Regions from separate parts of the Homo sapiens genome. Here all the other regions are linked to region 1. Evidence: chromatin loops called from intact Hi-C (ENCODE). Cell type or tissue: IMR-90. All regions are shown on one strand. Region 1 holds the start of ZNF184 (zinc finger protein 184). Region 2 holds the start of TRT-AGT6-1 (tRNA-Thr (anticodon AGT) 6-1). Region 3 holds the start of TRI-AAT2-1 (tRNA-Ile (anticodon AAT) 2-1). Region 4 has its middle 2.3 kb from the start of TRV-CAC2-1. Region 5 holds the start of TRL-CAA1-2 (tRNA-Leu (anticodon CAA) 1-2). Region 6 holds the start of TRQ-CTG5-1 (tRNA-Gln (anticodon CTG) 5-1).

What was found. A loop is a pair of places that touch in the nucleus more often than their neighbours do. Peaks named below come from ENCODE experiments on the same cell type or tissue, not always from the same donor. Only the 100,000 strongest peaks of a DNase experiment are listed, where the experiment ranks them.
Region 2: it touches region 1 in a loop (2.8-fold over the local background); 41 of 110 quality-filtered maps call a loop at or near these places.
Region 3: it touches region 1 in a loop (2.6-fold over the local background); 23 of 110 quality-filtered maps call a loop at or near these places.
Region 4: a loop joins it to region 1, with 3 times the contacts of the local background. A loop is called at or near these places in 11 of 110 quality-filtered maps.
Region 5: it touches region 1 in a loop (5-fold over the local background); 8 of 110 quality-filtered maps call a loop at or near these places.
Region 6: it touches region 1 in a loop (6-fold over the local background); 11 of 110 quality-filtered maps call a loop at or near these places.

What each region holds. Positions count from the first base shown.
Region 1 is chr6:27,470,757-27,474,756 of GRCh38, forward strand. It overlaps ZNF184 (zinc finger protein 184), which reads right to left and starts at 2,349. Exons shown (of 6, transcript NM_001318891.2): 1 at 1,973-2,349; 2 at 1,532-1,677. The coding sequence starts at 1,538. It overlaps LOC105375001 (a long non-coding RNA gene), which reads left to right and starts at 2,368. Exons shown (of 2, transcript XR_926664.4): 1 at 2,368-2,553. RefSeq lists enhancers at 1,471-1,600, 1,931-2,020, 2,041-2,140, 2,201-2,360. In IMR-90, no CTCF peak of the experiment used is centred here; DNase peaks (open chromatin) are centred at 1,685 and 2,395; H3K4me3 peaks cover 2,270 bases; H3K27ac peaks cover 1,503 bases.
Region 2 is chr6:27,159,737-27,163,736 of GRCh38, forward strand. It overlaps TRT-AGT6-1 (tRNA-Thr (anticodon AGT) 6-1), which reads left to right and starts at 2,535; the gene lies at 2,535-2,608. In IMR-90, a CTCF peak has its summit at 2,309 (motif pointing right); a DNase peak (open chromatin) is centred at 2,675.
Region 3 is chr6:27,685,599-27,689,598 of GRCh38, forward strand. TRI-AAT2-1 (tRNA-Ile (anticodon AAT) 2-1) reads left to right here and starts at 2,590; the gene lies at 2,590-2,663. RefSeq lists a cis regulatory region at 1,676-3,064, an enhancer at 2,317-2,396 and a silencer at 2,557-2,836. In IMR-90, a CTCF peak has its summit at 2,016; DNase peaks (open chromatin) are centred at 2,033 and 2,723; H3K4me3 peaks cover 1,284 bases.
Region 4 is chr6:27,280,622-27,284,621 of GRCh38, forward strand. It overlaps the pseudogene TRI-AAT10-1. Among named protein-coding and RNA genes, the nearest start is that of TRV-CAC2-1, 2.3 kb to the left of the region's middle. In IMR-90, no CTCF peak of the experiment used is centred here; no DNase peak of the experiment used is centred here; H3K4me3 peaks cover 420 bases; H3K27me3 peaks cover 2,001 bases.
Region 5 is chr6:28,938,336-28,942,335 of GRCh38, forward strand. It overlaps TRL-CAA1-2 (tRNA-Leu (anticodon CAA) 1-2), which reads left to right and starts at 2,718; the gene lies at 2,718-2,822. It overlaps TRQ-CTG1-3 (tRNA-Gln (anticodon CTG) 1-3), which reads right to left and starts at 3,337; the gene lies at 3,266-3,337. RefSeq lists enhancers at 1,923-2,492, 3,064-3,633. In IMR-90, a CTCF peak has its summit at 1,705 (motif pointing left); DNase peaks (open chromatin) are centred at 2,716, 3,046 and 3,306; H3K4me3 peaks cover 2,536 bases; H3K27ac peaks cover 818 bases.
Region 6 is chr6:27,293,851-27,297,850 of GRCh38, forward strand. It overlaps TRQ-CTG5-1 (tRNA-Gln (anticodon CTG) 5-1), which reads left to right and starts at 1,583; the gene lies at 1,583-1,654. It also overlaps the pseudogene TRS-ACT1-1. In IMR-90, no CTCF peak of the experiment used is centred here; DNase peaks (open chromatin) are centred at 101 and 1,651; H3K4me3 peaks cover 1,961 bases.

The sequences.
Region 1 (4,000 bases):
AGTATGTGCTACAAAAGTTATGATTACAAGGAACAGAGGCTCAGTAAAGTTAATCCTAATGATAAAATTGTGAGAAATCCACAAAATAAAGAAAATACAAAGGCTTTTAATGAAACTACTTTGGCTGATTTAATTCTGAGAAACTTAGAATATATATATAAAAAAATCCACTGTAAAAAAGACTTGAAGTACAAAAAATTGAAGAAAAGTATGGACCAAACCTACATTATTCACATGACTAATATGAATAATGTTAAGACTTCTAATGATATTATCTTTAACAAAGGCAAAAAAAGGACTGCATGATAATAGTTAGGTCAAACCAAACTTGATTGCACAGCCATACCTAAAGAATGTAAAGACAACACCAATGCAGAGAGAACTCCATAGGGACATGTCATAAGCCTCTATCCTTACCCTGATCTGTTCAATGACAGGTAGGAAGAAATAGAAGGAATATTCATCAAATCCGCTAGTGGCATTAAGTTAGAAAGGACAGTTAAGGCACTGAATAACTAAATTAGGATTCATAATCATTCTGAAAGCCTAAAACATGTGACCAAAAAATTGAACAGTCATAAATGTAAGTCATGACATTAAGGATAATAATAATTCCATTACACAAAAATGGTGTAAATCTAGATCACTGCAGTTTATGTAAAAAAGATCTAAAGTTTACAGTACATCACTGATAGTTTTTAAAGCAAATGTGATCTAATGCCAAACAGCGGAAGTATAATCCGAGTCAAAGGAAGTAGTACATTATCCTCTCAGGTACTTTTCAAAGCACATCCAAAGAGCTATGTTTACCATTAGGCACTGCATTTTAAGAAAAATGCTGACAAGCAGGAGAGTTTTCAGAGAAAGGTCTAGATACATCACATAGACCAATCAAAAGAAGTGAGGCTATATTGCTTAGAAAAGAATTTATGAGGAGGAGTTGTAACAGCTGAATTCACATATCTTAAGGGCAGCAGTGTGAAAGAAAGAACAGACAGTTTCCTTTTCTTTGGAGGACTAAGAACTAAGATCAACACAAAAGTTACAGGGACAAGTACATCTGTTTAATATAAGAAACTAAAAAAGAAAGCCAACAAGGGAATAGTCTGCACCCAAAATGGCGAGTTTAATGCCACACTAGTTCGGGCATAGGGTTGACAGACAGCCGTCTGCCAAGGAGATTTCAAAACTGACTCTTTCATTGAAGGGATAATTGCCAAGATGTCTTCTGACTTCAAGATTATAATTTTAATATTTAATATTCAGAAGTCATGTGGGGATCACAGATATTCTGAATGATTATGTCTTTTCATTCCCCAATGGAACGAAAGAAAAAAATAAACTCCTCTCCCAAGTATCTCTCTATAAAACAGAATCTCTCCCTACAATGTAATTCGGTTTCTTTGCTAATCCCTAAGCATACCGTTCCTTCCTTCCAAATCTCCTGCTCTGATCTCAAGTATTTGATACTCCAGTCATGACTGTTCTCAAGCCTCCATCACCCCGCTCTCCCCCAAGTCGACCCCACTACCTTCCATCTCAGGAGCTCATCCCGTTCCTCTGGAACTTGAACACCAGGGTTCGCCAGGCAGCGTTCCTTCAGCTGGTATCTCGGTCTAGGACTCAGATGTCTAACTCCCCTTGCAGGGAATCTGCAACACGCTGAGGTTGTCTACCCTAAAAGACACAGGATGGCGTCAGCAGCATACGTCACACAATCACACATCAGAGTCTTGCAAAGTGACCAAGAGGTGCTACACAAGAGAAGTGCCCCAAGAGAGCACTAGAGAGGTGTGTGGCACTCCGATGAACAAAACAGAGTGGAGATCGGGTACGCGGGTTCTGCTTCAGATCCAAAAAACCCTTGGTGCCCACCCTAGAATCTGGCCGGGGCATCCACAGACCTGGTGTGTTCCCTCTGTGCACACTTGTGACTCACACCCCTGCGAGCTCGGATAACACGAAGACACACCTGTTGCAGAGCGTTAAAGCTGGAAGGTGGACAAACAGGGCGGGGCCCGGCACCCGACTTCCCCTTAGGCCAGAACAAAAGAACAAAGCCCTCCAAGGGATCAGGGCGGGACCGCCCCGCACAGAAGGAGGCGAGGTGCGCCCCCTTCGAGGACTCCCCAGCTTTCTCCTGCAGAGGCCTCTAAGCGCGAAATCAGAAGGGTGACGTCACGAGTCCGGAGGGCTGGCTGTTGCCATGGTGATACCTGAGCTCCCCTCCCCCTATAGCGATCCACACACTCTGATCCCGGGTCCGGAAGCGCATTGACCGCCACCAGACCTAACGCAGGGAGCCGAAGCAACTGGACTTCCAGCGCGCCAACCTCTTTCCACGCCTACAACCGGCTTCAACGGTCACTTCCGGTCGTTACGAGCGAGCCCCGCCCCGCACGCCGGCGCCGGGCGGGCACACTGGACCAGCGTTCCCAGAACACTCCGCGAAGGTGTTCCTGAACTTCATTTCCCAGAGGCTTTAGCTAACGTGTACTTTCGCCCTGCGATGGGCCGCACATTTTCGCCGCCAGTCTTTTGCTCCTGTTTCAGGTATGCGTGTGCATTGTAAACTTGTCTGACTGAACTGATTATAAGAAATGCACGTCTACTGACCGAGCGCAGTGGCTCACGTCTGTAATCTGAGCACTTTGGGAGGCCGAGGTGGGTGGATCACTAGGTCAGGAGTTCGAGACTCAGCCTGGCCAATATGGTGACACCCCGTCTCTACTAAAAATACAAAAATTAGCCGGGCGTGGTGGCGCGCGCCTGTAGCTACTCAGGAGGCAGAGGCAGAAGAATCGCTTGAACCCGGGAGGAAGAGGTTGCAGTCAGCCGAGATCGCGCCACTGCACTCCAGCCTGGGCGGCAGAGCGAGACTCCGTCTCAAAAAAACAAAACAACAAAAAAAAAAAAAAGAAAGAAAGAAAAGAAAAAAAAGAAATACACGTCTACACACAGTTTTAAAACGCAAACAATCGTTACCTTTATTACATGTTCTACCTTCTATTTTCTGTTCTACTCTTTTGTCGTTTTGAAAATACTGGTAGTTACCCATTAAAATTGTTTTCACGACTCTCAAATGAGTGGCGACCAACTTTTTTTTTTTTTTTTTTTTTTTTGAGACGGAATCTAGCTCTGTTGCTCAGGCTGGAGTGCAATGGCGCGATCTCGGCTCGCTGCAACCTCCACCTCCCGGGTTCAAGCGATTCTCCTGCCTCAGCCTCCCGAGTAGCTGGGATTACAGGCATGCACCACCATCCCCGGCTAATTTTTGTATTTTTAGTAGAGACGAGGGGGTCACCATGTTGGCCAGGCTGGTCTCGAACTCCTGACCTCAAGTGATCCGCCCGCCTCGGCCTCCCAAAGTGCTGGGATTGCAGGCGTGAGCCACTGCGCCCGGCCCCAACATGTTTTTCTAATGCTTAAGGAAACCCGGAGATAATATTCCCATGTTTTGCCACTTAGTAAAGCATTTTATATGCCTGTGTCAGCGAGCACATAGCTGCAAGTGTAGCCCATGGCCAGTCTGTCACTGTGTCCTTGGCAGAAAAAAAGAATCCAACAAATCGGTAGGTTTTTATATTTAAGACATGGCACTTGCATTTTATTATGCTGGCGTGCATCCCCAGCATTTGGATAAGGGGCCAAGGTCAAGTCTCTCAGACTGTTGGCTGACAAACATTAAACCTGGAAATCCTAACAGAGTGTATGAAAAACAATTACAGTCAAGGGAACATGATAGAGAAAGCTTCGGTCATCTTAGAGAATGCATATATTGCCATGAAGAGAACATTGGTTTAAAAAAAAATGTTCAAGAGAATGAAAAGACAAGTCACAGACTGGGAGAAAATACTTGCAAAGTACATATCTGATAAAGAACTGATATCCAAAATATATAAGAACTCTTAAAACTCAACAATAAGGAGACAAACCGATTAAAAAAATAGGCCAAAGACCCTAACAGATGTCACCAAAGAAGATATGCAGATGGAAAATA
Region 2 (4,000 bases), 310 kb before region 1:
TCCAGAACACATTTTCTCAGATCTTACTGGCCTGAGTAGCAGAAATCTATGGACTCTGACTCAGAGGCTATCTCTTAGTGAGAGAGCTAGGGTCCTAGATCTATTACAGAATAAAATTGTAGTGACAAGTGAGTAATAGGGCTCAATAAAACCCATGCTGTATGATTTGCTCGAAAAGTAGAGAGCTTGCTTGGCGTGTACCATATGATACTCAGTGCAAAGCACATGTTTATCTTAGAGGTGTGAAGTTCTCTGGTTCACAATAATGTTTTGCAGCTTTGAGTGAGCATTGCTAGAAATCTGGTATAAACAGGGGAATTGTGAGATTAAAAGCTTGCATTTTATGAATGCACTAATATTGGTATGGAAGTATCTTACACAGTCTGCCAACCACATTTTCAGAAAGAAAACTGTTTTACTCTACCTATGGCATTCATGGTCTTGAAATGACTTTTTAATATTTCTATGTTTTATCATTCTCATCTCTCCATGGAAATTAATGAAAGTTACCACCTTCTAAGATTGTTCTAAAGATTTAAGGGTGGTAAATGCATGATGGCACTAGCTCAGTAAGGTACAAACAAACAAACAAAATAATAAAATAAGCCATTTTTGGAGCTAAATAAATAAATATCATTGCTACTTAAGTGGTGGAAGGCCTTCATGCAGTAGTAATATTGCAAAGACTGGTACCAGACTCAGCATCTATTTAACTTGACTACAATCCTGTGCTTCTTTGATGCTGATAAGGTAGTTCTAACAATAATAAGAAGGGTTTTGTCTGTCCTCAGTATTGAGGCTTATTTGAAGATCTGAGCAAGGCTTTTTATAAGGCGGATGTTGGCCAAAATGTTTGCTATGATAGGCCATAAGTTTAGGGAAGACACAGATGTTGTGGGAAAAGGTAGGTTCTAGAAAGAATAGCCCCAAAAGTCAGGGAATCAGGAAAAGAACTTTCCTTCTAATGTCAGCAGAAATCCGGATGAAACACTTTAAGCAGGGGTTTCGTAGTGTTAATTTCTCTCAAGGGTGCAGCAATCTATCTGTAGCCACACCACTCCAGCACCTACTTTATGTTGAAATGTCTGCTTGTATCTTGGAAAGATTTCCAAAAGGAGAAACAAAGGGCTTTTCTTCCAGGGTTTTACACATACCAAGATTTATGAAACACCTGTCAGTGAGAAACAGAAGTCGGGGAATACATAACTAAGCTTCACAAAAAACCTCAGCCAATAAAGCTGAAAAATTGGTATAACCTGGCTTTGTGATTAGCTAGGTAGTGAGTAGAGGTTCATGACCCACAGGAAATAAATCAGAAGCAACACCAGGCTTGGTTAAAAAATAAAAACTCAACCTCAACCTAAGTAATTTCTCATCTTTCCAGGGTCTTGCATTTTGTGGATGCTTAATGAATGCATATGCAAAGCACCAGGCAGTTATTTAAATATTTCAGGATATTGGTTTCATCTGCTTTTCCCCATGCTAAGCTGCATTCAGCTAAACATTCCATGACTCCTTCTGCATTCATTAAACTGACAAAGAACCTGAGATAAAAGGTCATGCAACTCTGTGAGGCCCAAGTGAGAGGTTCCCACAGCATCCTGTGAGGGCTATCACATTGTACTCTACTTTGTTCTCTACTTCTCTGTATCATCCACGCAGTTTTACAATCTATGTGGGTCTAGAAATTGAGTCTATTTTAACCCAGCAGGCAAATGAGCAGAACAAGACTATGACAGAAGCAAAGATATCCATCCAGGAGAACTCCCTGTGTACACCTAACTCATTGTTTCTAACAGCAGATCTCCTGTTGAGACCAAAGCTGTCTTTGAAACAGAGGGTCTCAAGGTGCCTAGTTTGGGTAAGTGGGAAGCAGGGTGACCACAGATCTCCACGACATCACTGTGTCCTCGTCTAGGCTCACTTTCTTGTGCCAGATTAGATAAAATAGAAGGAAGCATAATGGTTTTACTCAATTGCAGTGAATTAGCTCAGAAGGTAGTGTCGTGGGTTCTATAACCCAGCGGTAAAGAGATTGGTTTCCATATCACTTGTGTTTTTGTTTGTTGTTGGATTTTTTTAGTTGGTTAGTTTGTTTTGGGGTGTTTTTTGTTGTTGTTTTATCTCCCTGTAGAACATAAATTCAATAATGGAAGAAAATTTTGCTGTTTTATTCAATGTTCTTTCTCCAATACCTAGAAAAGTACCTGAAATGCAGTAATGACTCAACATTTGTGGACAGAATGAATGCACGAACAGAGAAATAAATTTAAAATATGTTGCGATATCCAATATTTCCTGTAGGGGGAGATAGTCACCATGAAATAGAAATTTCACTCATTTCAATTTGAAATAAATTCTGAAATCTTGCATTGAAGAAAAGTATTTTTTTTAGTGTTGGAATTGCTGCTTTGTTGCTGGTTCAGAAACACAGATGTGCTTTCTTTGTCACAAAATTAAGTACACTTTTGTCAAATTGATACATTTTACAAAAATGTTATAAATACGATATATCTGAACATATGCCCAACAGGGGCCCTGTGGCTTAGCTGGTCAAAGCGCCTGTCTAGTAAACAGGAGATCCTGGGTTCGAATCCCAGCGGGGCCTTACGTGTTCAATTTTATATTTTCAATAGTATGTTGCAAATACATATGTTGAAAATGCATTAAGGAATTTATAGGTTGTGAAATCCGTATTGAGCGATTAGCACAATTATGGAGAGTCCCTTGCAGGTAACTGCATCACAATATGAAAGGGTTGGGATGAAGGGAAAAATTAATAAAGTTTCTGTTGGTAAAAAGCAATGGGTTTGCTGATGACAGGTAAGACTGGGGATATACAAGTTGTACAAAAAAAAAATCTTGTAATACATAGTAGAGAGTAACATTTCAAATTCTGTTGTAGACGTTCAGTCTCCAGCCTCTTAACCTTGATAGCCATCATTTTCAGCTACATGATAGATTTTGATTATCAGTGTCAGGCAAATAATTAATAAGTCATGGCATTTTGTTTGGAGTCTGATTCACTTTGATTTTTGAAAACAAGAGAGCAACAGTGCAATTTATATTCTCACCATTTCTGTTTTGTATGACCCTAAGAATTGTCTTATTTGTGCATCTAGGATCTAGGGACTCAATGATATCTCGAGGAAATAAATCACAAATGAATGAAGACTTTCCTGAATCTTAAGTGGCATTGCAGTTCATAAACTAAAGTGTACCCTCTACAGCACTGGCCTACTCATTAGGCTTCTCAGTTTTATCTAAAGAGATTTCAAATGTTATTATCAGAGTTCTACCAGAGTCATAGTCTTTTCACTGCTGTAAAAGTAGTCCTGCACTGTGCCTGAAATCATTTATACTTCAGAGTAAATCTGAATTCTGCTTTCTCATTTTATTCATAGCAGTTCTCTCCCACCTACTTTCAAAGGAATGTGAGCAAAAGAGATTGTCACAAGCCTCAGCTTCACTTCTAAGAAAACTGATATTTAAAGGATCCTGAAAATTGGAATGCTGCTATTGAAAAATTTGTAAACAATTGATTAAGCTATGTCTTCAAAGTTTAAGTATAAAAATACAAACTTGAATACTACAGTATTCTCTCCTTCTTGCAAACTAAATTCAAAGAAGGCTGAAAATATCTTAAGATTTATATATTACATGTCATAGTGTTATTCTTGCTCTACGCTTACTAAAAGCTCAGAGAGGAACAAATATGTTCTCAGGTACATTTCAGTTAAGTGGCCCTAAACAACCTGTGTCTGAAATATTAAGTGGAACACACAAATCACATACCAAACTCTCACTACCTGACACCTGTCAGTTACTCCAAACTCAACCTACACATTGAAAGGAAGCTTCAGGTCCGGTGCGGTGGCTCACGCCTGTAATCCCAGCACTTTGGGAGGCTGAGGCAGGTGGATCACAAGGTCAGGAGTTCAAGACCAGCCTGACCAACATGGTGAAACTCCGTCTCTACTAAAAATACAAAAATTAGCCG
Region 3 (4,000 bases), 210 kb after region 1:
GATTCACCACCCGGGCCCCCCACGCCCAGGTGGTGGCACTCATTCCTCAACTACAGGAATATTAACTACTGATGGCTCATGTCTGGGTCCGACTCTGGAACCTACCTTCAGTGGAAGGGAAGTCACTTGCTCCAAGTCACACCCCACCACTGGAGCAGCTCAAATCCCATGACTGTTGATGGAGGAATATATAGGTCTGCCCTTCCCGCCTCCCCACTATAATTAAGGACATTTGTGAAGGACCATTCCAGATTTATATACACCTGTGAGATGGGCTGGACGTATGTTGCGCCTGTATTGAATTCAGCTTCTGTCTTTTCTCAGTCCTGCTCACCTCACCCTCTCACAGATGCTGATTTTGAGAGCGTCCCCAATGAACTTCCCGCACACAAATCGCCATCTCAGTGTCTGTTTCCTAGGGAACTGACCGATGACAAAAAGCAAGTGACTGATGCCTACGGTGGTCTCTTGAGGTCAAAGTAAGTCTAAATGTGGCCCAGTCTTTCAGGAATCATTTACCATAACAAGTGTCCTAGTAAAACAACAATGATAATAATAATCTGTGCCACAAACTTTGAGCATTTTCACTACAGAACAAAACAAACGAAGACATCTACTAGTTGATTAAAAAGATGTACAGGCCGGGCACGGTGGCTCACGCCTGTAATCGCGGCACTTTGGGAGGCCGAGGCGGGCGGATCACTTGAGATCAGGAGTTCAAGACCAGCCTGGCCAACATGAAACACTGTCTCTACTAAAAATACAAAAATTAGCCTGGCGTGGCGGCTCGCACTTGTAATCCTAGCTACTCGGGAGGCTGAGGAACGAAAATCGCTTGACCCGGGAGGCGGAGTTTGCAGTGAGCCAAGATCACACCACTGCAATCTAGCCTGGGCAACAGAGCGACACTCTGTCAAAAAATAAATTAATTAAATAAACAAAAATAAAATAGGGCCGGGCACGGTGGCTCACGCCTGTAATCCCAGCACTTTGGGAGGCCGAGAAGGGTGGATCACGAGGTCAGGAAATCGAAACCATCCTGACAAACACGGTGAAACCCAGTCTGTACTAAAAATACAAAAAATTAGCCGGGCATGGTGGCGGGCGCCTGTAGTCCCAGCTACTCCGGAGGCTGAGGCAGGAGAATGGCGTGAACCTGGGAGGCGGAGCTTGCAGTGGGCCAAGATCGCACCACCGCACTTCAGCCTGGGCGACAGAGCGAGACTCCGTCTCAAAAAAAAAAAAAAAAAAAAAAAAAAAAGTGCAACTTTAGTGAAAGGAGCTGAAGGACACGAAAATGTGATTTATTATTTATGATGTTAAACTAATTTTAATTTTTCATATTCAAAGAGTTGAAATGTAAAGTTAGAAAATAAATGGCAAATTTGTCTAGTCAAAGGATATGATTCTCATTTCTAAGGCGAAGACATGAATATAAAGCATTAAACACATATACTAATAGTGCATATCCAAGATAAGACTTTACAATTTATATATATAAATAAGTGTATGCATATACGTCTAAATAGAGGGGGAGGGCATAAGGAGGGCATTTAAAATGTACATAGGCCAATTAACTTTTGAAAATATTACTACCCTTAACTAACAGAAACAGTCGTGGTAGGAAGAGGGGGAAAGTAGAAACTTGTCAAAAAACAGACAGTAAATCATGAATTAGCTGCTCCAGTGGCCCCTTCCTGGGTTGTCACCTGCCAGCAAGAGCATCAGGCTCCGTCTGGAAGCGGGGCACCTCTCAGGGGCAAATGTTTCACGCCTGCTTCCTCTGAGTTGTCGAATCCGGGCCTCGCCTCCTCCTCCCTTTTCAGATCATAGGATTTCTCTCCCCCGCAAATAATGGCCCTTACTTCGTAAACACGCTGGCTCCGTAATCCCTATTATTGTTTTGGGGGTTTGGTTCTGTCCAGGGAGGAGGTGAGGGCAGATGCTCAAGAGAGGCTGTCCCCACCGTCCTTTTGTCTCAGCGAACCGCAGTCCGCGCCCGAGCGCCACTAGCTGTCCTGGGACGGGAACTGCAGCGGCAAGTGTGTGACTTTCTTGAGCCCGGAGCCACAGGCCTGGGAAGCGCCGCTGAGACTTCAGGGTCGTAGTGACAGAGGAACCACCCGAGGCTAGGCGGGGAGAGGGTGCAGTTTCCGGATCCCGAAGGCTTCGAGAAGAGCCGACCTGTCTGGAAGGGTCTCCAAGAACAGAGAGGACTCTGCAACCATCACTCGGGAGCCGCGTCCTTTCATCCTTGAGACAGCTCCGTGGTCCAACGGTTCCCCGATCCGCTGGCCGAGATCTCAAGCTTGGATGCAACTTCGGATTCGCCCCAGGCAGGAGGAAGGAAGCCCCGATTGGAAACGTTGACTTGAATCTTCTCGGATCAGAATTAGCAGGTTAAGAAAAACTGTTTCCCCGTAAGAAGCAGGGTTCTTTGGTGTTCAATGTGGAGCTCCGCCACTCCCAGCCCGGGTGAAGGAAAACTGGGAAACAGAATGAATGTGATTATCTATTCGAAGATAAATTTCCACAAAGCATGCCGTTTGATAGTAGCTTATAATGTGGAAGTAAGGCATCCTGTCATCCGGCCGGTTAGCTCAGTTGGTTAGAGCGTGGTGCTAATAACGCCAAGGTCGCGGGTTCGATCCCCGTACTGGCCAAGTATTCTCTGTGGCTTTTATCACCAGAATGGATAGTAACCCAGACATCGATCTAAACGTGTACCTGTGTGTTTCTCCAGGCTTAACTTTGCCCCGAGAAAACGGATCTGTGAATTTGGTGCGCCCTCGCTTACTCGACAGCGGTTAATTTGAACGGGGACGTTTCTTTCCGCTGCCTCCAAGGCATACCCACATCCTACCCGTAAAACAAAGGGGCTATAGGCACCTTACAGTGACAGAGGTACGTTACGGTTGGAGGCTTTTGTGATTTTTGTCCTCCTCTGCCCCGGGGAAATTTTCTTGGAGTAAAATACTGAATTATTTGATTACTTCCAAAAAAAAAAAAAAAAACGCATGTAAAACCACCCACCGTTTGTATCACTCATGCTGGGTCATTCCGTTTTCTTCATTTCAGTCTAAGAGAAAACAAGATTATAAAGTGAGAAAGAAAAATTTTCAAAAACTTCAACGATAACAATGACAAAGATCTTTGTTTTATATACTCTGAACGCTTATTCCAATGTGAACAGGATACATACCTTTAAAAATATTTTTCTAATTTAAGAGTTTTTTAAAAAATAAATAACACCTTATTATTATACAAAGAAACATTTTAAAGACAATTTAAAAAGATATAGTAAAAAGTTCTCTTTTCTTTCTTTCTTTTTTTTTTTTTTTTTTTTTTTTTTTTTTTTGAGACAGAGTCTTGCTCTGTAGCCCAGGCTGGAGTGCAGTGGGCCGATCTTGGCTCACTGCAGCCCCTGTCTCCCAGGTTCAAGCTATTCTCCTGCCTCAGCCTCCCGAGTAGCTGGGATTATAGGCGTGCAGCACCATGTCTGGCTAATTTTTGTATTTTTAGTAGAGACGGGGTTTCGCCATGTTGGCCAGACTGGTCTCGAACTCCTAAGCTCAGGCGATCCACCCACCTCGGCCTCACAAAGTGCTGGGATTACAGGCGTGAGCCACGCTGCCTGGCCTTTCCTTCCATTTTTATTCTTCATCAGCTCAATTCTCACCACCACCTACTATAGGTAAACTCTGTCCTTAATTTCTCATATATCCCTACTGGGTTTCTTTATTTAAATACTGCATTTATATTGATTATTTTTTCTTCTTTTTCACACAAAAGAGAGCTTAGTTATTTACTCGTTGTTCTGCATTTACACTTTTTCTTAATGTATCTTAGATGTTTTAAATTGCACTTTTCAACTTTGTACACTGTTAAAAGCAGAGCTTATTTGGGAGGCCTAGGCGGGTGGATCACGAGGTCAGGAGATAAAGACCATCCAGCCAACATGGTGAAACCCTGTCTCTACTAAAAATACAAAAATTAACCG
Region 4 (4,000 bases), 190 kb before region 1:
GCAGAAGGCTCTGTGATCTCCATCTCTTGGGAGGCAGAAAATTACCACAAGAAAATAGCCGGGAGGCAGCGGATTGAACCCTGGAAACGGCCCGCTCTTTGTGCTGGGCGGTGCTCGAAGGGAAGAAACTGAGGGCCCGGGAGTCGAGTGTGTCCAGTTGTCTGCCAGGCAGGATAAGGACTGGGAAAAATGAAAAAAAAATTCCTAGACATACACAACCTACCAAGCCTGAATCATGAAGACACAGAAAATATGAACATACCAATAGTAGATAAGGAAATTGAATCAGCAATAAAAACATCTCCCATCAAAGAAAAGCCCAGGACCTGTAGCGTCTCTAGTGAATTCTACCAACTATTTAAAGAACTAATAACATTTATTATGGAAAACAGTATTGTGGTTCCTCAAAAAATTAAAAATAGAGATACCATATGATCCAGCAAACTCTCTAGTGGGTATATAGCTAAAGGAAGTGAAATCAGTATGTCCAAGAGATTATCTGCATACCACCAAGATATGGAATTCTTCTTTTTTTTTTTTTTTGGTGGCACAGAATCTCTCTCTGTCGCCCAGGGTGCGATTTTGACTCACTGCAACCTCTGTCTCCCGGGCTCAAACGATTCTTGTGCCTCAGTCTCCCGAGTAGCTGGGATTACAAGCCTATGCCAATATACCCCGCTGATTTTTTTTTTTTTTTGTATTTTTAGTAGGGGCGCGTTTTCACCATGTTGCCCAGGCTGGTCTTGAACTTCTGGGCTCTCCTCGGCCTCCCAAAGTGCTGGGATTGCAGGCGTGAGCAACGGCGCCCAGCCAAGATATGGAATTCTTGTGTTCACCAATGGATGAATGGATAGAGAAATGCGTTTAGCTTCCCTGTGCCTTGGAAGTATCATTTCCAATTTATCATGGGTGTGTACATTTTTATTGGTGTACTTGTGAGCTCATCACTAATTTTTGCAGTCTGTTAATCTACCATAGTTTCAGTTTCATTGTATTTTCTTATATATTTATATTGTGTACTGATGTGTGCATGGATTAGTAATGAGTACTCTATTATTTTTAATGTCATAATTATTCATTATTTATTTATTATTTATTAAAAATAATATTTAATATTAAATATTATTTATTACTTATATTATTTATTATTATAATAATTTATAATATGTCACATTATAAAATATTATTTAATTAAAATTTAATGTCACTCTATTATTTTAATATCATAAAATACATGAAAATACATTTTTCTGTAGAATCACGTTTTCCTCCTACTGTGAATAAAGACATAACTCACTAAGGGGAAGAATCTTGGCCAAAATGTGTGATAAATCATGCAGCAGTTAAAAGTGTGCAAAAACAAACAGTAAAGGTGAAAGGAGGCACAAATTTAATAAAGTTACTCCATAAATCATAATTGACATTAAATGTTGGAATGTAGGAACTGATTTATTAACCATATAAATTTAAAACACACATGTTATCTTTTGACAAATTGTTTACCTATTTTAGTTTTCAAAGTGGGCAAAATTAACACCTCAAAACATATAAGTGTTTTCAGAGAAGGATCACAGAGTGTGTGTGTGTGTGTGTGTGTGTGTGTGTGTGTATAATGGTAATATGTAGACTTAACAGCACCTTTTGCCTAAATGACAAAATGGCCTAGACCCAATCTGGCAGAGTCCTTTTTCCAGAAGAACTGGGAAAACTTTTCATATTTAAGTTTGGAACAACAGAGAGAACGGGAAGACTTTGGCATTTAGAGAATGTGAATATTTGTATTTCTCGATAAAGTGAGAAATCTTTTTGGAAAAGCTATGGCTTTAATCAGTTTCAAATCTGAGACCCCTTTCTTGTAGGCAGATGTGCTAACCAGTACACCCCAAAAAACTTTCTCTTCTGTGCAGCAATCCATAGCAGAATGAAAGGAGGATTCTTTGGATATACTCAAACCTAATAACTTTTAATATGTTTTTCTTTTTAGTATATTTTTATCCACAGTGTGTTTCTTCCTTCATACTTTCAATTCGTTAAAATTAACATTTAGGTTGGTGCAAAAGTAGTTGCAGTTTCGGACCATGAATTTTTAAATCATTATAACTAGGCTCAAACACATCTTTATTAATCAAAATAGGAACCATTACAATCAACACATTTTTGCCAACAAGAAATAAGTTTGTTTATTCCTGGAGGGTAAAAATCTGTGCTTCGGGATTGGACAGAAAATGCTTGCATCCCCTCGTTGTGGAAGCGTTTTACCTGCAAAAAGTTGTGGAGATGTTTGAAGAAGTGGTAGTCGATTGGTGAGAGGTCAGATGAATATGATGGATTAGGAAAATCTTCGTAGCCCAATTCGCTCAACTTCAGAAGCGTTATTTGTGCGACGTGCAGTCGAGTCAACGTTGTTGTGAAGAATTGGGCCCTTCCTGTTAACCAATGCTGGCTGCAGGCATTGCAGTTTTCGATGTATCTCATTGAGTTGCTGAGCATACTTCTCAGATGTAATGGTTTCACGGGTATTCGGAAAGCTACAGTGAATCAGACAAGCAGCAGACCACCAAACAGCGAATATGACCTTTTTTTGGTACAAGTTTGGCTTTGGGAAGTGCTTTGGAGCTTCTTCTCGATCCAACCACTGAACTAGTCGTCGCCAGTTGTCGTATAAAATCCACTTTTCATCGCACGTCACAATCCGATGGAGAAATGGTTCCTTGTTGCGTAGGATAAAGGAAGAAGACACTTCAGAACGGCCCTTTTTTTTTTTCGCTCAGCTCATGAGGTACCCATTTACCAAGGTTTTTCATCTTTCCAATTTGCTTCAAATGCCGCACGGTAAAATGGTCGACGTTGAATTATTTGGCAACTTCTCTCGTAGTTGTAAGAGAATCAGCTTCGCTGATTGCTCTCAATTAGTCTTGTCAACTTCCCATGGCCCGCCACTACAACTCTTCATCTTCAAGGCTCTTCTCACCTTTGCAAAACTTCTGGAACCACCACTGCACTGTACGTTCATTAGCAGTTCCTGGGCCAAAGTGCATTGTTGATATTGCGAGTTGTCTTCGCTGCTTTATGATCCATTTTGAACTCGAATGAGAAAATTGCTTGAGGCCGGGCGCGGTGGCTCACGCCTATAATCCCAGCAATTTGGAAGGCCAAGGCGGGCGGATCACCCGAGGTTGGGAGTTCGTAGACTATCCTGACCAACAAGAAGAAACCGTCTCTACTAAAAATACAAAATTAGCCGGGTATAGTGGCGCATGCCTGTAATTTCAACTACTCGGGAGGCTGAGGCAGGAGAATCGCTTGAACCCGGGAGGCGGAGGTTGCGGTGAGCCGAGATCGCGCCATTGCACTCCAGCCTGGGCAACAAGAGCGAAATTCCGTCTCAAAAAAAAAAGTTGAAGAGGGAAAAAATCGTTTATTTTTTTATATCTTGTTAAGAGGGAAGTGAACTTCGCGTCGTGGCCGGTTAACTTAATTGGTTAGAGCGTGGTGCTAATAATGTCAAGGTTGCGGGTTGGATCCCCGAACGGGCCACAGTGGGTGTTAGCTTTTCATCATTTATATCAATCATCTGTGAACGCTGTGAACGCAACAAATATGTCTGAATACAAACTGTAGATCGTCACCGCTGAACCCAAGCAGTCATCAAGATAATTCCACCTGCTAGAGGGGGTATTAAGTAACACTTAATACCTTAATTTGAAAAAAGGATATTGTTTAGTTGTCGTCCTATCTTTTTTTTTTTTTTTTTTGAGACGGAGTCTCTCTCTTGATGCCCAGGCTGGAGTGCAATCGCACAACTGGGCTCACGGCAACTTCCGCCTCCTGAGCTCAACCGATTCTCCTGCCTCAGCCTCCCTAGTTATTTTCCATAATCTTGATTCTTGAAGATTAGCTTGGCTTGTTATGTAATTCTTGGTTCACACTTTATTTTTATTTTTTAATGCTGATCTAATTTTTTATATTACTGCTCAGAAGTCTGATACTAGGCTTCTGT
Region 5 (4,000 bases), 1.5 Mb after region 1:
CTCAGCTCACTGCAACCTCTGCCTCACAGGTTCAAGGGATTCTCGCGCCTCAGCTTGGGAATACAGGGGTCCGCCACCACGCCCATCTATTTTTTTGTATTTTTAATAGAGACAGGGTTTCACCATGTTGGCCAGGGTGGTCTTGAACTCCTGACCTCAGGCAATCCGCCTGCCTCGGCGTCCCAAAGTGCTGGGATTATAGGCATGAGCCACCGTGCCCAGCCTCATATGTATAATTTTTAGTTAAATTAATAAATTAATATTTATGGTTTTCATCATTATGACTTTGTAATATTTTTCACAGCTGAGCTCCATGGTATACCATAATTACCTTCTTTGACAACCTTTTGTTCTTCCTGGGATTAATAATTGCCTCCTGTTCTTTGCTTACTTTTCTAAATATTTATTCCTAATTCAAAACCAGCTTTCTGACACTATTTTCTCGTCAAATGCATGAGGCAGTATGTCAGTTCCATTTTCCCCCATTGGAAACAACCCTCGTTTAGCCCTCTTTTTTCTATTCCACCGTAGACTGATTGCCTTCTAGCCTGGTAGCTCAGCAGTTGCCCCGGAGTTTTTTCCTTTACCTTTCTTCTGTGTTAGGTCCCCAGTCACCGGATTTCATATTTCCTTTTTCTTAGTTTAATTCCCTAGTTAGTGGACAATTCTCCAGAAGCTTTCTGAGAAAAGGTACTTGGGAGATAATGTTCTGCAAATGTCCATTCACATTTGATTGATAGTTTGGCTGGGTTCAGAAATCTAGTTGTGGAAACTATTTTCCTTTATTGAAATGATTTAGAAGGCATTGCCTCATTGTCTTTCAGCTTTTGGTGTTGGTGCTGCTGTGGAGAAAAAAAGATGACATTCTAATTCATAATCCTTTCTGTGCAATCTTTTAGTTTTGTTTTCCTTCTGGAAACATTTAGGATATTCACTTTATTCATCTGATATTTCACAATGACAAGCTTTATTGTGGGGCTTTGCCACACCCTATGCAGGGTAGTTGGTGGGCCTTTTAAATCTGGAGACTTAAGGTCTTTGGTTCTGAAAAATAATCTTATATTACATCTTTATCTCCTTTATTCCACTTTCTCCTCTTTTCCTAGAATCCCTGTTAGTTTGTTGGCATATCTTCTATTATACACCATTTTATTTTCTTATCAATTCTTTGCTATTTTCCATCATTCACCCCAAACTTTCCAGATTTCTACAACCTTATTTTGAAATTTTAGGCCAGGCGCAGTGGCTCACAACTGTAATCCCAGCACTTTGGGAGGCTGAGGCGGGCGGATCACCTGAGGTTGGGAGTTCGAGACCAGTCAGACCAACATGGAGAAACCCTGTCTTAACTAAAAACATAAAATTAGCCGGGCGTGGTGGCGCATGCCTGTAATCCCAGCTACTCTGGAGGCAGAAGAATCTCTTGAACCTGGAAGGCAGAGGTTGTGGTGAGCCGAGATTGCATCATTGCACTCCAGCCTGGGCAACAAGCGCCAAACCCCGTCTCAAGAAAAAAAAAAAAGAAATTTTTAAAAATCCAGCCATCATAATATTATTAATAATTTTAAGAACTCCCCTCCTTTTTGTTTCATGAGTGCAGTATCTTCTCTTACTTTCCCGAGGATTAATTATAATTTTTAAAAAATCCAACTTCCTGCATTGTATTTGTTTCCTCTTAGGTTCTTCCTGCCCCCTTCTGTTTGTATTCGTCCTTGTCTTATTGTAGAAATATTTTCACAACCACCTGATTATCCTTGGTTGTCGTACATATTTTAAGTAAGGCACTAAACACCTGATTCTGGAAGCTCTGTGGACCTGCTCCAAGCCTGTAGACTGCAGAGTCTTTGGGGATTCTATGGAGACCCAGCCATTTCTTTGGGAGATCCTCAAATACCAGTGTTTGTCGTTGTTTTAATTTTTATTTTTTCCTTGTAAATTGACTTGGATATCTCATCTGTCTTTCTTTATCTCTGGAAAACTTTATCCCAGTTTCCCTTGACATACTCCTTCAACCTCCTGGGAGAGGTAGGGGGAGGGGAGATGAGCCTGTTTGACTAGTTCTGGGAATGTGGTGAGGGAAGAGATCTGGGGATTTCGGCTCAGTGCTGACACTTCCTTCATGCTACTCTGGTTTAGCACCCCTGCACTTCACCCTCTTTCAACTCCTGACCAAGTCAACTCCTGTTACTCACATCGACAGTCATTTTTCATGTTCAAGACCCCTGAACCGCTCTCATCCCCCACTCTCCGCTAACTCTCCTGCTTCGCTTCAGGTCTACATTGCCTCGCTCATTTCTTCCCTGCTGAGCTCTTTGATTAGTTTGCTAAGCAGCATCTCGGGAACAGCCCCCGTGCTATGTGTTCTTTCTTGTCATGGATATGTGTTTTTTCTTGTCATGCTATGTGTTCTTTCTTGTTCAAGGCAGAGTCGCGGCTGGGTTGTTAGGATGCTCGCGCCCCTGTACCCGGGGCGTGCAGGGAAGTGTAAGAAGGGGGCGAAGGGCGAGAAACGCTGAATTCTAGCCTGAATTGGTAGGAGAGCCTCGCAAGCTGAGTCACGGTTCCTGATTCCATTTAAATAGAACGTTTTGTTCACTTGTAGGAATTTCCTTTTCCATTTCTTTCATTAAATCGCGAACGTAGTAATGACTTAACGCTGGTTACGCATTCATTACAATCGAAGATTATATTAATTTGCGATGGTAAGTGTCCCAGGTGTCAGGATGGCCGAGTGGTCTAAGGCGCCAGACTCAAGCTTGGCTTCCTCGTGTTGAGGATTCTGGTCTCCAATGGAGGCGTGGGTTCGAATCCCACTTCTGACACAACTATCTTATTCTCCTTTTACTCTACTTTCTCAGCCATTTCTGTGTTTTCATTCTTTCTACCTCAACTTTTTTTATTCTAACTAAAATGATACACTCTCAATGAGGTCTGCCCCCTTGCTTTTCAGTCTTGTTCGCTGTTTAGTAGTGAATCACGTTTTGCCCCGCTTTGGTCAGTTCGTTAAAAGGCGCATTCATTTACCACATGAGCACTCACCCAGAGGCGTACTGGGAGGAAACTAGACTAGGTAGGAATAGAAAGACATGTATACAGACTCCATCATTACATACTGGCCCTGAGCTCATAGGTTATTGGGACCGCAGATTACATGTTTTTCCTCACGGCCAGAAACCATCAAAAATAAAAGTGATGAAACTGAAATTGAAAGCAGCAAGGTTCACGCTCAAGGTTATCGGAAACAAGGCAAAAGGAGAGAAATGAAAGGTTCCACCGAGATTTGAACTCGGATCGCTGGATTCAGAGTCCAGAGTGCTAACCATTACACCATGGAACCCTACTTAACAAAAAATGGATACTCGATCCACCTGGGGTCTCTCTTGTCTTCTACTTACTAATTGATTTAAAGTAATTTTGCAGGGGCAGTTTTTTTGTTTTGGATGGCCAAACGCAGGGATGGGAGGGGTAGGGCTCACACACTGTTTCCACCGCGCCTTTCTCCCAGATTTCTTTCCATCCTTCGGGGCAGGGCAGTATACTGATCTGGGAATATGGTTATTCCTGGAGATTTTTATTTTCTTTCGTTTCCAGCCCACGAAAAGGTGAATTGAATTTTAGTCTCACGGTTTGAAAGGGAGAAAAGAGAGAAAAGAAAAAATATACTATCTACTTTCTACAGTCTTATTTATTCATTGTACGATACCTACAGATGCCTCTAGAACAACCTCCGAGTATCTTGGCACTGCCCCTCAGTTGTAACCATGGGCTTAAATTTTTAAAATCTGTCTCCCGCATTCCTCCAAAATGCCTTAAGTGCAGGGCTGAGTCTCAGTAGTCTTTGATAGCCCACGGTCTGCTACTTTGTAGAAGCTCAACCAATGCTTGTTGCATGAATGCATAAATGAAAGGATGAGTGAATGAATGAATGAATGAATGAATGAATACTCAGTGGGACAGCCCAGCTTAGACTTTTGGGAGACTTTAGACTTCTTTTTTGCCT
Region 6 (4,000 bases), 180 kb before region 1:
GATGCGGGTGAGATGAATAACAAAAGCACAGATTTGCGGTCGGCCGGTTAGCTCAGTTGGTTAGAGCGTGCTGCTACTAATGCCAGGGTCGAGGTTTCGATCCCCGTACGGGCCTTTGGCTTTTTCCCCCCTCGAGAAATTTGGTTTTCATGCTCTAAGATGATTCAAATTAACCGTCCCCATTTCTTAACGAACCTAGAACCTAAGTTCGTTTCCGAATCATCTGAAATGCTACATCTCCCCAGGTAATAATCTTCTTCTTCTTCTTCTTCTTTTTTTAAATGTTCTTTCTGTTTCCTCCAGGAATAAGGGTTGGGGACAGAAAGCTGTTCAGAGCAGAGACCTCCAAGACTGGGAGCCTGCTTAATGAAAGGGGGGGGGGGCGGGGAAGAGTTCAAGGAGTGGAAAAATAACTGGCATTTTTTTTAAAAAAATAAAGCTTATTTGATTTCAGATTTTCCTTCCAAATTAGTCCTGAAACCTACCTTCTTTCTCAAATTGTAGAGACACAAGATAAAGAGAATAAATCCTTAGAAGGTTGTGGATATGTGTCTCTGAAAACCCTTTCGAATTTAACTGACAGACGACATTGTCCTGTGAGGAAGCTATCACTTTAAACAAGGAACACAGACTTTTTGTTTTGTTTTGTTCACAGAAACCGATTCTGTGTGTGTGTGTGTGTGTGTGTGTGTGTCTGTGTTTGTGTTTTCACATGGGCTCCTGTGTGTGTCACAAAGGGATATGCGAGGGAGAAGCAGGGAGTTTTCTTTGTGTCCGTTTGGAAGTTTACCCTGCACATATTTCTCATTGGTGAAGGGCAGTGGAAGGACCAGGGGAGCTATGCACTGTCCTGGGAAACTCCAGAGGGACCTTTGTCTACCCTTCCCCTTCTTTCCCTGAGTTGCTATCCTAGGGTTGCTGGGATCTTCCTCTAACCCAGTAGTTCAAGTGCATTTATTTCAGCTTTCTGTAAACAGCAAAGTGGCTCCCCTGTGACTTCGGTAAAATCTTTCCATAACGTGTCCTTAAAAACGCTACATGTTACCCTGGTAAAAACGATTTTTGAGAAAATAATTAGATCTATAACGAAAAGGAGTAAAGCATCTCAGGTATCTGACTCAAATTTCTCACCTGTAAAATAGAGATTATGGGTCCCATCTCACAGCGTGGTTGTGAGCCTCACAGGTAAGGTAACAATAGAAAACACTTGTCACAAAAACTGGCACACGGTAACCTGGCATACTGTGTGCCTGGCACCTGGCACACAGTCTTGTTTAACAATCTCACTTGTCTACCATTGATGAAATAGAGGCCGAGGCCCGGGGCGCCAAGCTCCTAAAGCACTTGAAAGGAGTGGTTTAGGATTAGAGGACTCCTGACAGTTGGAAGTCAACGTTTTCCATTAAGACTGTGGTGTAAAAGGTGTTGAATGTAGGCATGTGGCAGGTAAGCGTCTTCTTGACTTAATCCTCCAAGAGGAAAAGCAGAATGCACCCATCACCCAAACTATGGGGCGGAGGGAAGGAACCTAAAGTGGAGAAATAGGTCACCTATGACTTTAGGAAATGCTAGTTCAGCTTCAGGTTCCATGGTGTAATGGTTAGCACTCTGGACTCTGAATCCGGTAATCCGAGTTCAAATCTCGGTGGAACCTTGGATTTAGTCCTCTGCAGTCAAATCCCCATCGTCTCTCCACAATCTATACTGTTGCTCATACAAATCACTCGACCAAATTTTATTCCTGGTATTTCCACGTCACATCTCTTGAGCGGAGTATCTTTAGCTGCCAACCAAATAATAACTTTCTTTTTGCTGCGCACAATTTGTTCTTTGGAGAAAAAAGAGAGAAGCCTCAAAAGGAAATGCACGAGGCAGTCGCTCGAGTCCTGCTGGAACTGCAAATCAAAGTCTCCAGAAAAGATCTGCAAACAAGTGAGGAGACAATAGATAGGAGGCTAGTGAGAAGAGAGAAAGGAAATTTGGTGATAGTCACGAACAGAGAAAAGCTGGGATGGAAACTGAGGAAAGGACTTACCCACTAAATGGGTCTGGGAGAGGTGACAGTCGCCGAAGCCGAGAGAAAACTGTCCTCAGACAAGACCACAAGGGGATAGAAGCTCAACTTGTGAGGGCTGGGCAGATAGAACAGGTGACGGGAAAGATACAACTGGCGATAGTCAATAGTCAATAGAGATAGATGCTGTTTCGAGTTTGCACAAGCAAGTTTTACTTGGACAGAGAAGAGGGGGAAATGAGCTGAAAAGACTCCCTTTCCCAGGATAACAGAGTTTACTCTACGCCCTCTCCCCGCCAATCTCCCCAGCCACCAACCTCCCGCAGCGTTTCCTAGTGAGGGTTCCCTGAGCTCATTGCTGGGCGCTCAGCAACTCGGCTTTCTTGGCATTTCCGTCTGGGCATGGACAAGCTCCTGAAGAAGGGGTTTCAGAGCTCGGACCCTCTTAGACAGATTGTAGAAGTTCAGTCACCCGGAAATTGCTGGGGCGGTTTGGTTTTGGAGAGAGGCGGGGACGAAAGAAGAAAGCTGTGAGCGAGGAGAGAAGGCAGGGAATGTGAACAGGAAAAAGCTCTTGCGCTAAGGAATGTCAGAGAAGCCAGCGCCCGGTGCAGCCGAGAAGCTTAGCGACAGGGTTGCTGGGCCGGAGACCACGAGATCCTAGAGGCTACAAAGAAACATTTCCCCATATGTGTCTCCCCTACCGCGCACTAGCTCCCTATGGGATGTGAATGCTCCCTACTTCCATCTTCCCCTGCAAATCATTCTCGCCTTTTAGATAATATCTTACCGTGACAGAACAACTGGAAATGCTGGTGTCTCCAAAGTCTTCTGTAAACAAGACACAGAGATGTGTGTCTCAATTGCGTATTTTACACGATTTTATGAAGGAACTGACAAATTCCTCATTTACTTCCGACTAATAACATTCCATTTTTAACAAAACGGAACGTACATATTGGGCCATGGAAAGTTAGTGTTTTCATTTTTTTTTACAATTATTGAGACTCGTAGGAAAATTCTTGGACTTTTATCAAATATGAATACAAATACAAATATGGATATCCGTAAAGTTATATATTTTACGTCCTCCCAAATCTCCTGCTCGCCATCACTTTTATTTATTGCTAAAATTTATTTATTAAATTTAGATAAACGTAATGAGAATGTGTTGAAGATTCCACTTTAAATAATGCACCTTAAATAATCATAAAAACACCTTTTGGAAGGCTCGGACTTATTCAAAACCACAATCTACTGATCTTTTTGTTGTTAATTCCACTGAACCTTTCTTATTCCGGCTATAAGAAGTATTTATCCGCGGACAATGAATTGATGGAGAAAAAAATATTAACAGCCATTTCACTAAAAGATGCATTTCCAATGCAACTCTACTTTTCGTGTATTCTAAATTACTTACCAAAATCGTTGATTTGTGTTTGTTATTGTGTGCCACCATTGAATGTAAAGGTAATTCAAACCAGAAGAAAAACGGTGAAACTCTTGGGGATTTATGGTCAATGGACATAAAAAAAAAATTAGAGGTTTCAATTTATATAAGTATTTTCCGTTGCTGTCAGTTATGATAGCGTTTTTAAGCATAAAAATACATAATATTGGGATAAAATTCTGTGGCAGAAACAGAAAAGAAATACATTGGCAGCAGAAAAAGGATTCCCCCCACCCCACCCCGCCGCCTCAATTTTCAGCTGCTTAGCCTTCAGTAAGAAGGACTGTAAGGCCTAACATGAGATCTGAGGAATGAGTAATGAACTAAGGCAGGTGAAGTGAGGGCAAAGAGAAGAGTTAAAAGAGTGCTGAGGGTGGAAAATGAGAAGGAGAGCATGGAGCTTGGGGAGAAAAAAAATTCACTGTAGTTGGAAAGCTAGAATGGATACGGAGGAACGATGACACTCAAGACTGGACACACGGGCGCTGGGCACGATCATTAAACTGTAAAAGGTTCTCCATATGAAGGTGGAAAGA